Linked DNA regions of Homo sapiens: regions 2, 3 and 4 are each linked to region 1. Evidence: chromatin contacts called from ENCODE Hi-C or POLR2A ChIA-PET data. All regions are on one chromosome and are shown on one strand. The core of a region is the stretch at or near the end of the contact, and the rest is flanking DNA. Distances in the headings are between cores, read along the strand shown.

The links. A loop is a pair of places that touch in the nucleus more often than their neighbours do. ChIA-PET counts read pairs that join two places held with the same protein, here RNA polymerase II (POLR2A). Pooled maps may share reads with other maps.
Region 2: a pooled map shows a loop between it and region 1 (2.2-fold over the local background). The contact joins the promoter of C11orf98 here to the promoter of FERMT3 in region 1. A Hi-C loop is called at or near these places in 1 of 50 pooled maps. POLR2A ChIA-PET finds 5 or more read pairs at or near these places in 6 of 52 experiments (B cell, CD8-positive, alpha-beta memory T cell, activated CD8-positive, alpha-beta memory T cell and 2 more).
Region 3: a loop to region 1 is called in a pooled map, with 7 times the contacts of the local background. The contact joins the promoter of HNRNPUL2 here to the promoter of FERMT3 in region 1. A Hi-C loop is called at or near these places in 2 of 50 pooled maps. POLR2A ChIA-PET finds 5 or more read pairs at or near these places in 5 of 52 experiments (MCF 10A, WTC11, activated CD4-positive, alpha-beta T cell and 2 more).
Region 4: a pooled map shows a loop between it and region 1 (5-fold over the local background). The contact joins the promoter of STX5 here to the promoter of FERMT3 in region 1. A Hi-C loop is called at or near these places in 1 of 50 pooled maps. POLR2A ChIA-PET finds 5 or more read pairs at or near these places in 8 of 52 experiments (CD4-positive, alpha-beta memory T cell, GM10248, H1 and 5 more).

What each region holds. Positions count from the first base shown.
Region 1 is chr11:64,205,306-64,208,041 of GRCh38, reverse strand. FERMT3 (FERM domain containing kindlin 3) reads right to left here and starts at 1,321. Exons shown (of 15, transcript NM_031471.6): 1 at 1,228-1,321; 2 at 518-691. The coding sequence starts at 677. RefSeq lists enhancers at 673-752, 1,073-1,152, 1,587-2,149, 2,053-2,312, 2,150-2,712.
Region 2 is chr11:62,663,788-62,666,523 of GRCh38, reverse strand. C11orf98 (chromosome 11 open reading frame 98) reads left to right here and starts at 1,314. Exons shown (of 4, transcript NM_001286086.2): 1 at 1,314-1,393; 2 at 1,551-1,675. The coding sequence starts at 1,355. LBHD1 (LBH domain containing 1) reads left to right here. Exons shown (of 7, transcript NM_024099.5): 5 at 1,551-1,675. It overlaps CSKMT (citrate synthase lysine methyltransferase), which reads right to left and starts at 1,212. Exons shown (of 3, transcript NM_001043229.2): 1 at 1,192-1,212; 2 at 578-877; 3 at 1-128. The coding sequence starts at 644. It overlaps SNORA57 (small nucleolar RNA, H/ACA box 57), which reads right to left and starts at 1,102; the gene lies at 954-1,102. RefSeq lists enhancers at 1-34, 85-194, 865-1,094.
Region 3 is chr11:62,726,088-62,728,823 of GRCh38, reverse strand. HNRNPUL2 (heterogeneous nuclear ribonucleoprotein U like 2) reads left to right here and starts at 1,367. Exons shown (of 14, transcript NM_001079559.3): 1 at 1,367-2,205. The coding sequence starts at 1,668. TTC9C (tetratricopeptide repeat domain 9C) reads right to left here and starts at 338. Exons shown (of 3, transcript NM_173810.4): 1 at 1-338. It overlaps HNRNPUL2-BSCL2 (HNRNPUL2-BSCL2 readthrough (NMD candidate)), which reads left to right and starts at 1,440. Exons shown (of 24, transcript NR_037946.1): 1 at 1,440-2,205. RefSeq lists enhancers at 1-66, 457-656, 907-956 and silencers at 1,217-1,376, 1,547-1,926.
Region 4 is chr11:62,830,697-62,833,432 of GRCh38, reverse strand. It overlaps STX5 (syntaxin 5), which reads left to right and starts at 1,382. Exons shown (of 11, transcript NM_003164.5): 1 at 1,382-1,479; 2 at 2,171-2,414. The coding sequence starts at 2,190. It overlaps TEX54 (testis expressed 54), which reads left to right and starts at 592. Exons shown (of 1, transcript NM_001395459.1): 1 at 592-1,112. The coding sequence starts at 683. The coding sequence ends at 1,057. It overlaps WDR74 (WD repeat domain 74), which reads left to right. Exons shown (of 11, transcript NM_001369450.1): 11 at 302-522. The coding sequence ends at 481. It overlaps STX5-DT (STX5 divergent transcript), which reads right to left and starts at 1,199. Exons shown (of 2, transcript NR_135084.1): 1 at 1,116-1,199. RefSeq lists enhancers at 872-921, 942-1,011, 1,382-1,471.

The DNA of each region.
Region 1 (2,736 bases), core at 72-2,571:
CCCCCGGCAGGGAAGGAAGATGAGGAGCCCCCGTGTCACTAGCCCCGTGGTCCTCCATGACTGATACCACAGCTGCTCTGCTGTAACTTCCTGTGGGGGCAGGGCCTTCCCACCCAGGCTGGGCCTGTCACCAACCTGCTCAAAGCTTCCGCCAAGGGGAGGGAGCGTGGGGGCAGGCCCCTGGGTCACCTAGACCCCCTCAGACCTCAGCAATGTGACTTCAGCCTCGGCCCAGACAAGACCACTCCTTCTGCCCCTATTGGTGGCTGAATGGAGGATTGTGGCTGCGTCTGATCCTTAGCAGACCAGCTGCAGCAGAAGGGAGGGAGGGAAGAGGGTGGGAGGGAGAGGAAGTTGGGGAAATGTCTTTTTTGGAACCAAATGATTAAGCTAATGCCTGAGTCACCGTGACACCATTATCGGGAGCTGAGCAGCAGGGATGGCCCGGAAGTGCCCAGAGACACCCGTGGCGGCCGCCCATGGTGCCGAGTTCAGCAAGCGGGCAGCGGACACTCACTGATCTGCTCCACAATCTTCAGGAGCACCCCGCCGATGTGCGACTCCCCAGTGACCCGCAGGGTGACCGACTCGGCCTCTGGGTCCTCCTCTCCCACAAACACCCGCAGCTCCCATGACGAGTCGATGTAGTCCCCGGAGGCTGTCTTCATCCCCGCCATGGCTGCGGCTGCTGCTACAGAGAGTGTGGAAGGAGGCAAGGTGGGCAGGCCCTGGTAGGCCTCCGGGTTTGGGCAGAAGAGCTCTGTGATGCCCTGGACACACCCAGAGGAAAGCCGCTCATGAAGGAGGGCGGGAGTGAGCACCCAGGCCAGCACGCCCGTGGTACCCTCAGACTCTCTCTCCAGCGCTGGCGCTTGAGCCGCGAGGGCCCTCAGAGACCATGTAGTCCAATCCGCTCCCATCCTACAGGCGGGCAGACTGAGGCCGGGTAAGAAGGGGCTCACTCAGGACCACCGTGCTCAATGCCAGCCCACAGCTCACTCCCAGACCCTCAGGGGCAGCTGCCCACTCTGGCCATGGCTTCGTACCCAGGCCAGGAAGTAGTTCCGATCCTGGCCCACAGCTCAGATGCCAACATCACAAACCAGCCAAAGCCTCTCCGGGGAGGTGGAAAGTTCAGGCTGCCGCATGGCGAGAGGCAGGCTGGGCAGAGGCTGCAGGAGGATAAGGAAGAGAAGGGCCCAGGGTCCCAGTGAGGCCTGAGCTTACCTTTCCTGGCAAGGGCTGGGGGCTGCAGGTGGGTCTCGGGCTACACCCCTGTGGGCCGTGGGCTTCCTGCCCTCCTTTCTCTTTGGAGCTTCCTTCAGGGCAGCCCTTGCTTGTGCCTTATCACGAGCAGGGCGGGTTCAGCCCCTCCCCAGGGCGGGCTGGCGCTGGGTGCAGGAAGCACACTGCCAGCCCACAGAGGGTTCCAGGGGCCCCCCCACCTTTGTCCCCAGAGAGCACAGGAAGCTAGGGAGAGCGGGGCTTAGCGACTCAACACCATAAAAACGCCCCCTTCCTCATTTGGAGGGAAGCTCAGTGCAAACTCAACAAGTCCCCCGGCTGTGTGTGTTCAGGGCTAGGTCCACTTTTGTGGGAAGTGTCTGCCATCCTCAGCCTGTCACATGAGGTGGGGACCTTGGGCTTTGAAACATCACTGGGCTGCCGGAGGGAGAGCCCAGGAGTCGACAGAGTGTATCCAGGTTATTTGGGACTCACAGGTTAAATCGGCTCCAGCCTGGCTATCCCTATCAACCAAGGATCCCTCAAGGCCCCAGAGGGAAACAAGTCCATTTTGCAGTTTTTCCTAGCTCCGCGTAGGGCTACCTTCAAACTCATGAACTCAGACCTGCCAGGTGAACAAGTGAACAGTACTTGGCCCAGACCATCCACAACCTCCCGGGCCCTCAGGTCACCCAGCTCCAAACACGACCCCTCCACTGTGCTCCACTTGGATGAGCCTCCCCGAGTCCCCACGAGGCTCACTCCCATCAAGTCCCTGCTTAGGTGACACCTCAGGGGTCTCTGGTGGTCTATACCCTCCTGCTCATCACCTGCCCTAGGATGTGGACTTCAGTAGAGCAAGGCACGTCCGCCACCAGCTCTGCGCAGGACAGCGGCCTTTCCAGTGAACACACTGGGGTTGGAGCATGCAGGGTGGGCAAGCCTGGGGGCGGCAGAGTCCTGCCAATGGGGGAGGCTACCTGAGCATCGCCACTCAGATGGGGAAGGGGGCGGCCTGCCGGGGATTCCCAGGGGAAAAGAAAGCTGATGAAACTAACAGCAGGAAGTCCAGCCAGCTGCTAGTCTCAGCGCCTTCCTAGCCCAGAAAGCAGCACTCTTGGAGCAAATGAGGAAGTTTTACTCCTGCCCCAAAGGCCTCCCCAGTCCAGGAAGAGAGCTTTAGAAAACGCAGCTTGTTGCAACCATGGAAAAGTGTAATTAAAGCTTAGCACCCTAAGTTCTCAGGTAAGAGCCGTGCATTAAAACCATCACCCAGGCCGGGCGCGGTGGCTCACGCCTGTTAACCCCAGCACTTTGGGAAGTCCAGGCGGGTGGATCACGAGGTCAGGAGATTGAGACCATCCTGGCTAACACGGTGAAACCCCGTCTCTACTAAAAATACAAACAAACAAACAAACAAAAAATTAGCCGGGCGTGGTGGCGGGCGCCTGTAGTCCCAGCTACTCGGGAGACTGAGGCAGGAGAATGGCGTGAACCCGGGAGGCAGAGCTT
Region 2 (2,736 bases), core at 65-2,564, 1.5 Mb after region 1:
CAGTAGGAGCCCCTGGACTTCGTCGTATCCAAAGAACCAGTCGAAGGTGGGGACAGTGCCCAAACGAGGCTGGGCATGCAGCCGATCCCAGAGACAGCGGTCCGCCAGGCAACTATCAGCCAGTGAGCCTGTGGGCACGGTTGGAGGGTGTCACTTGGTCTATGTCGCCACTGCAAAAACGTCGTATATACACACTGGCGTCTTTTTTTTTTTTGAGACAGGGTCTCACTCTGTGACCCAGGGTTGAGTACAGTAGCACAATGATGGCTCACTGAAGCCTCCACCTCAGCCTCCTGAGTAGCTAGGACTATAGGCGCCATCGTGCCCGGTTAATTTTTTTTGTAGACAGGGTCTCGCTATGTTGCCCTAGGTTGGTCTCGAACTCCTGGGCCAAGCGATCTGCCCGCCTCGGCCTGGCAAAGTGTTAGCATTACAGCCGTGAGCCACCACGCACGGCCCACCGTAGGGTTTGAGAATCACAATTTCAGGGACTACACTCCTGACTCACGAGGAACCCACCTTACCCTCCCCACTCTGCCCCCACCTTGCCCTCTCCACTCTGCCCCCACCTCCCTACCCGCAAAGGGGCGGCACGTCCCCATCATCAGGCTCGGCAAGTGGAGCATTCGACGCAGCGCGGCCATCTGGAGATTCGGGTAAGTTCGACCAGAGAAGCTTATGTGAAGCGTCCACCCTACTCCAGCCGGAGAGGCCTGAGGTCCAGGGGAAGATCTGCAAATTCCGCGTAGCGAAAGGCGGCGTACAGCTTCCCCGAACTCTGCAGTCCCGGAAAAAAGAACGCGGACACAGACTATGGTAGGAACGGCCTTTATTGGCTGCAGCGGGAAGTGGAGGAGGGTATACAGCGTCCGCAGACCTGAAATCAAATGAGAAAGTGTGAGCACCCCGATGGAGGAGCCAGCTGGATCTCGGTTGTCCTTCTCCGAGATTCCCGGTGTCCCGGCGTTTGAGGATAGAACCAGCGGATGGGAAGCCGCCAGCACCGAAGACATGACGCCGAGGGGGCCAGAGCCCTTTCCCTCTTCCTCCGTACATTACGGGGAGCGGCACCACAAGCCCGATCCCCGCCAAGAAAAGGAGGGTCCTGAGACCCCGCCCAGAGCCTTCCACCCGGCACCCCCACCACTCCCGGCCGCCCAATCTGGCTACTACAGCTAAAACCACACTTACTAGCTCACCACCCTCCGAAAGGCCTCCCGCACCGCGGAGCTCCTTTATATAGCCCGAGGACCCGCCCCCGAGTTGCGATTGGCCCGCGGAAGGCCGGGGCGGAGCCCCGCGGATCCGGCGCTGAGCGGAAGTACGGACCGTGAACTGGAGTGGAATCGCGACTATGGGAGCTCCGGGGGGAAAGATCAACCGGCCCCGAACGGTGACTGTGTGGGGGCCGCGACTTTGTTTCCTCAAGCGTTCCTGAGCCCTTTTATCTCGCACGAGATGGGATCAGTGAGGGGCCGGGGCTGCCTGGTGGAGGGGCCCCGGGTCGCGGCGAGCCCACTCCATCTGATTCGCATCTTTCTCCCCGGCAGGAGCTGAAGAAGAAGCTGTTCAAACGCCGGCGGGTGTTGAATCGGGAGCGGCGTCTGAGGCACCGGGTGGTCGGGGCTGTGATAGACCAAGGGCTGATCACGCGGCACCACCTCAAGAAGCGGGCGTAAGTACTAGACCCTCTTCCTGTTGGTCGTCCCCACCGAGTCTTCCTTCCTCCCTGCAGAGCTCCGGAGCAGCTTCACCTCTCAGCTCACCTTGTGCACTGACGCTTATGCGGGGAATGTCTGTCGGCTGTTAGTTCCTAAGCTCTGATAGCCTCTCACAATACCTGTAGCAGACAACCTTTCTTTGGGTTTTGGATTCTGTTAAGAATCTCAGGAAAGCCGGGGATGGTGGCTCATACCTGTAATCCCAGCACTTTGGGGGGCTGAGGTGGGCGGATCACCTGAGGTCGGGAGTTCGAGACCAGCCTGACCAACATGGTGAAACCCCGTTTTTGCTAAAAATACAAAAATTAGCCAGGCGTTGTGGCCGGCACCTGTAGTCCCAGCTACACGGGAGGCTGAGGCAGGAGAATTGCTTGAACCTGGGAGGCGGAGGTTGCAGTGAGCCGAGATCACGCCACTGCACTCCAGCCTGGGCCACAGAGTGAGACTCCGTCTCAAAAAAAAAAAAAAAAAAAAAAGAATATCAGGAAATCTGTTGGCTCTCCATTCTCCAAGTAATGTTATACATTCACACAGATTTTTATAAGTAAACTTATTTTTACATACAGAAAAGTGCACACATAGGCGCATAAAACTCGAAGAATTTTCCCAAAGGCACTCATAGGATTTCACTTGTAAGTTTCAAGGCCTCCTGTGTCTTGAGGAAGAGTTCCCATCCCATTAATTACTTTCTGTGTCCTTTTTTTTTTTTTTTTTTTTTTTCCTCTTTTTTGAGACAGAGTCTCCCTCTGTTGCCCAGGCTGGAGTGAAGTGGCATGATCTCGGCTCACTGCAACCCCTGCCTCCTGGGTTTAAGCTATTCTCTTGCCTCAGCCTCCCGAGTAGCTGGGATTACAGGTGCTCCCCACTGCACCCGGCTAATTTTTGTATTTTTAGTAGAGACGGGGTTTCACCATGTTGGCCAGGCTGGTCTTGAACTCCTGACCTCAGGTGATCCGCCCACCTCAGCCTCCCAAAGTGTTGGGATTACAGGCATAAGCCACCGCCCCCGATCTAT
Region 3 (2,736 bases), core at 118-2,617, 1.5 Mb after region 1:
ACTGGGAAGTGAAGGAGCAAGTGAAGCTCTGGGGTTGGGAGCAAAATAACTGACAGTAGCAGCCAATTTAAGGAGGCAGGAAATTACCCTTCTTCCTGGAGAGTCCCCCCACAGGGACCTGCGGTTTGCTTGTTTCTACTGAAAGCCCCACCTCTCCTTTCTGCAGTCTTTTTCTCAAGAAGTGCAGGCAAGTAGTAAGGAAAGGGATGTGGGAATAATGAAGCCCAACATTAAGTGACTTCCTAAAGAGGCGATGTGGGGGTGGATGAGACTTTCCGAAGAACTCAAGCAAGGCCCTACTCAGGAATTGTTGCGGGCGTGAGAACGCCTGGGACACTGGCTTCCGCCTTTCTATTGGACCCGCCCCCCCCCGACCTGGAAGTAGAAGGGAGTGGGCGGGACTAGTGCTAAAACTCCAGAGGGCTTCAAGCAATTCTAACTCTTCTTCCTTATTCAACATTTATTTGTTGACGTCAATAAATAAACTGGGAAGCCGAGGTGAACCACCAGCGACACTGAGGTGTCCACATAAGCGTCACAGCTGCAAGCCCACCCGGCGCCGTGACCAGTTCCTCGCCCTCTGCAGATGCCCAAACCTGGAAGTCTCCTGGGCTTCGGTTTACCAGCAGGAGCAAGGAGAGGAAAGGGTCAGAGATGCGTACAGTTTGGTATCTTGAGGGTCGCGCGCATTGCGCCACACCACCCAATCAGAAGAGGCTCCGGAAAAATAATCCCGCAGAAACGACCCCGCCTCCTCAGCGGACCAACCTGGGAAAAAAAAAAAAAAAAAATTCCCCTGGCAGCTTCGCCAATTGGAAAAATCCGGACGATCACGGATGACCAATCGGAACGGCAAATGACGATTCAAGTTGTCCAATAAGAGAAAAAGGGCGGGTTCAAGGGCCTCTGTTGCTGGGTAGAAGTTGAGGCGTTGAGGAAAAAGGAGGGCCCGGATTACAGTATTTCTTCGTTCTGGGGAGCCCTTTTGCTTCCTAGCCAGAAAAACAATTGCTACTAGGCTTACATGTTGCAACACATTCTCTAATGACTTTTTTTTTGTCGTTACTGCTGCAAGCACAGACAGTAGGGAAAAGAGGCTAGCGACCCCTAAAACGCCACAGCAAATGGAAGTCAGACGGAAGTAAGGGTGGTGGGAGGGGCATGGCATCGGGGAGCTCCGGGCGGCTGCGCAGAACTCCCCGGCTGGAAGTACTGAAAGACCGGCGCGCACACGCTTCCGTGCTACGAGGCACTTGAGCTGCAGCCAGCCTTGCCCGTCTTGGACTCCACTGCGGCTGCGCGATAAAAGCACCGGCGGCGATTGGCCCGGGGGCGCCAGAGGGCGGGAGGAAGCGGGAGGAACTCCGTCGTCCTCCGCGCGCGCCTGCCCGCGGCTGGGGAACCAAGGGCCTGGAGGGGAAACAGCTCCCTGCTGCGTTGTTTTGGGCTCCGTGAGCCGAAAGGGGGAGGGGAGACGAAGGAGAAGCAAACACTGCGCAGCGGGACCGTGCGCGGCCTCCGCTCCTGCGTGCGTGCGCTCGCTCGCGCGGGCTCAGTGCTGGCGCGTGAGGCGGAGGCGGGCGGCGGCGGCGGCGCCTGCGCGGTCGGACTCGGTCGACGGTTCGCAGGGGAGGAGGCGGCGGGAGGCGGAGGAGGCGGCGGCGGCGATGGAGGTGAAGCGGCTGAAAGTGACCGAGCTGCGGTCGGAGCTGCAGCGGCGGGGCCTGGACTCGCGCGGCCTCAAGGTGGATCTGGCGCAGCGGCTGCAGGAGGCGCTGGACGCCGAGATGCTCGAGGACGAGGCCGGCGGCGGCGGGGCCGGGCCCGGCGGGGCCTGCAAGGCGGAGCCTCGGCCTGTGGCCGCGTCGGGCGGCGGCCCGGGCGGGGACGAGGAGGAGGACGAAGAGGAGGAGGAGGAGGACGAGGAGGCGCTGCTTGAGGACGAGGACGAGGAGCCACCCCCTGCTCAAGCCTTGGGTCAGGCCGCGCAGCCGCCGCCGGAGCCCCCGGAGGCGGCAGCCATGGAGGCCGCGGCCGAGCCAGATGCTTCCGAGAAGCCGGCGGAGGCCACGGCCGGGTCAGGCGGGGTAAATGGTGGCGAAGAGCAGGGCCTCGGCAAGAGGGAGGAAGACGAACCCGAGGAGCGGAGCGGGGACGAGACGCCGGGATCCGAGGTGCCGGGTGACAAGGCCGCCGAGGAACAGGGTGAGGAGCTGGCAGCCGAGCCCGGCTCCAACCTGCCGGCTGCGCCCCTGATCTAGCACCCCGCCCTGCACCGCAGGGTCCGAGTCCTTGTTCTCGCTTGCCTCAAAGTGCCATTTGATGGAACTCCTTTCATTCTCTACCCACCTTTCTGAGGGGTTAGGCCGCCTCTCGTGGCCCTACTCTTTGCAGGAGGAAGGTTCCTGCCTAACTTGGTTCCTTGGTGATAGTGGATGGCAGTGAGTGATTTTGCATGCGAACTACTTGTGAGCTACCTGTGGAACAGTCTCCCACGGTGCTTGTTATATTTTTCTTAGCTGAGAAAGTGCTAAGCAATTGGGGATTACACGGAGAACTAGGCCCACAGTTAGAGGGTCAGGTCTTTGGGCTACCTGACCTAACTTTTTCGCCGTAAAAATGTTAAGCAAAAATCGAAGTCCGTCAAAGTCCGTTCCATTAAAAGCATGTTACCAGAGCTTGAGCCACAGAGAATCTGAAAATCCAACCTTGCTCCTCTTTGAGCTGTAAGGGAGA
Region 4 (2,736 bases), core at 133-2,632, 1.4 Mb after region 1:
GGGTTGCTTTCTAGGAGCAGGGAATAAAGGTGGTGGTACCCAGAGGGATTCTTTCTCAGCCAGGGTCTCCTTCCCTGTGGGTTTGTCCCTGTGCCCCTGACTACTTTTCTTTTTTTTTTTTTTTTTTTTTTTTTTTAAACTTCTTTTTGTGGAGATGGGGTCTCCTTATGTTGCCCAGTCTGGTCGCTAAGTCCTGGGCTCAAGCAATCCTCCTGCCTTGGTCTCCCAAAGTGCTGAGATTACAGGTGGGAGCCACCGTGCCCGGCCCCCCTGACTCCTAAGCTTTCTTCCCACTCACCAGGATGAGCCCCAAGAGCCTCAAGAACCCAACAAGGTGCCCCTAGAAGACACAGAGACAGATGAACTTTGGGCATCCTTGGAGGCAGCTGCCAAGCGGAAGCTCTCGGGTTTGGAGCAGCCCCAAGGAGCTCTCCAAACGAGACGGAGAAAGAAGAAGCGGCCTGGGTCCACCAGCCCCTGACGCCCCTGTGCCCACTTTGTAAATAAACTGCTGAACACCCACCATGACCCTGAGCCTTTTGTGATGGGAGAAAGGAATGAGGGGTAGCTTGGGGTGGGGGCTGCCTGAGCTGGGGCGACGGGATATCTGATGTCACAAAAGCCGGGCCTGGAGGCAGGCAGGCTGGCGTGGGTGGCACGGAGTCCAGGGCCACGCGGGGCCATGGGCTGCTGCCAAGACAAGGACTTTGAGATGTCTGATGAGCAGTCCAAGGAGGAAGAGTCTGAGGACGGCAGGGAAGATGAGACCACAGACACACAAAGAGGGCCCAGGGAGTGTGAGAGGGGGCTTCCCGAGGGTAGGGGTGAGCTCAGAGGCCTCGTCGTCCCCTCAGGCGCCGAAGATATCGACTTGAACTCCCCGGACCATCCGAATCACAAGTCGAACGAAAGCCTTCTGATTACCGTGCTGTGGCGGCGACTATCCACGTTCGGTCGTCGGGGCTCCTCGCGGCCAAGCAAGAGGCAACCAGACCAGATTCGGAAGCAGGAGAGTCCGATCCGAGAAGGCAACCAGGAGGAGCCGGAGAAGGGATGACCCCAGACCTGCTCTCAGTCCGCCCCAACCTCCAGAGAATAAAATTTCTAACGTATACCTGCACGACCACTCTGGGGGACTGGGCGCGGACACCACCGGGCAGCTGGTTCTTTAAGGCTCCTTCCCGGAGGCGGGCCCAGCCCCCTGAGCGCCTGCTGTAGTACTCTGGGGCGGGGTCACGGTGGCGCCTTAGCCAATGGGAGGGCGGGATCGCTCTTGCGTTTGGGTGTGGGGCGTGTCTTTCGGGTCGCTGGGCTTGAAACGCGTGGGACCGCCCCCTCGTCACTGGGGGTGGGGTTACGTGTAGGTGACGTGGCCGCTTCCAGTCTTTGGTCGGGTTTCGGCGGCTTCAGTGCTCGGGGAGGAGGCAGTGACGGCCGGTGAGATTGGAAGTGGCGGCGGCGGCAGGCGGCAGAGGGGAGGTAAGATTCGCTTTAAGAGGGGATCTGGCCGCCGTGTCAGCTCTGGGGCAGTGGTTTTACGGGGGCGACGACTGGCGGGGGGAAGGGAATCAGGGGCGAGCGGGCAAGTCCTGCCGGCCCGGCTCCGGGTGAGCGAATTCCTTGCCGTCCAATCAGGAAAGCCTCTGTTGAGAGAGACGTCGGCCTTAGCTAATGAGTGGTTGAAGTCTTCCAGAAGGCGGACCTTGGGCGGGGGGTGGGACTTCCTGTTTCAAATAAACACCCAGAGGTTTTCCCCCTCCGCCCACCGAAGTGTGTCAGTCTTTGGAGGTCCGTCACTGGCCCTCCCGGAGGGGCCGAAGGAAACCGCGGAAACGAAAGGGCTGGGTTAGGGCCCGGGGCAGTTACACGGGCCGGGCCGGAGTCTCAGGACCACGGGGTTGGCTCTGGCCCTGTCTCTGCTTCAGGGTCCCCGGCCCGCGCTCTGGCCGCCAGAGCCAAGTTGGAAGAAGAGTCTGAAGCGGGTTCGACTTGGGACAGGGGAAAAGCGGGGCCCTTTCCGCTGCTGGTCCGCCCCAGGATTTGCGAGCGTCCTGGGCGCGAAAGTCCACGAGAAGTGCAGAAGGGGCTCGGGGATTTGTTGATTGGGGTGGGGCGGGGGAGTTTGGGTAAAGAAGTTGCCTGGGGAATGACACTCTCCCCTCCACAACAGTCCGAGGTTATGCGTCTCAATGATCCCGCGGAAACGCTACGGGTCTAAGAACACGGATCAGGGTGTCTACCTGGGTCTCTCAAAGACACAGGTCCTGTCCCCTGCAACTGCTGGCAGTAGCAGCAGCGACATCGCCCCTCTGCCCCCCCCAGTGACCCTCGTCCCTCCCCCTCCCGACACCATGTCCTGCCGGGATCGGACCCAGGAGTTTCTGTCTGCCTGCAAGTCGCTGCAGACCCGTCAGGTAAGGACCTGGAGTGGAAAAGGCGAGGAGTGAGCCTTACTCAAATCTAGGAAGGACTGTGCTCCACCACTGTTAACCGAAGTAATTTTGGGGGGTACCTGATGGAACTGATAGGCTTGGATGGGGCCTGTAGGGTCTGCTATAAGCAACAGAGAAGAGGTCGGCTGGCTAACTAGGGGCAAGGACTTAGACTTTTTTTTGTGAGGAATCCTTTGGAGGGCAGGATTGCTATTCTGGAGGGAGTACTTCAGAGAGTACTTGGCTGCAATATAATTGGTGTGAATAAGGAACAAGTTCTAGGAAGAGCCTTTAGCTGAGAAAC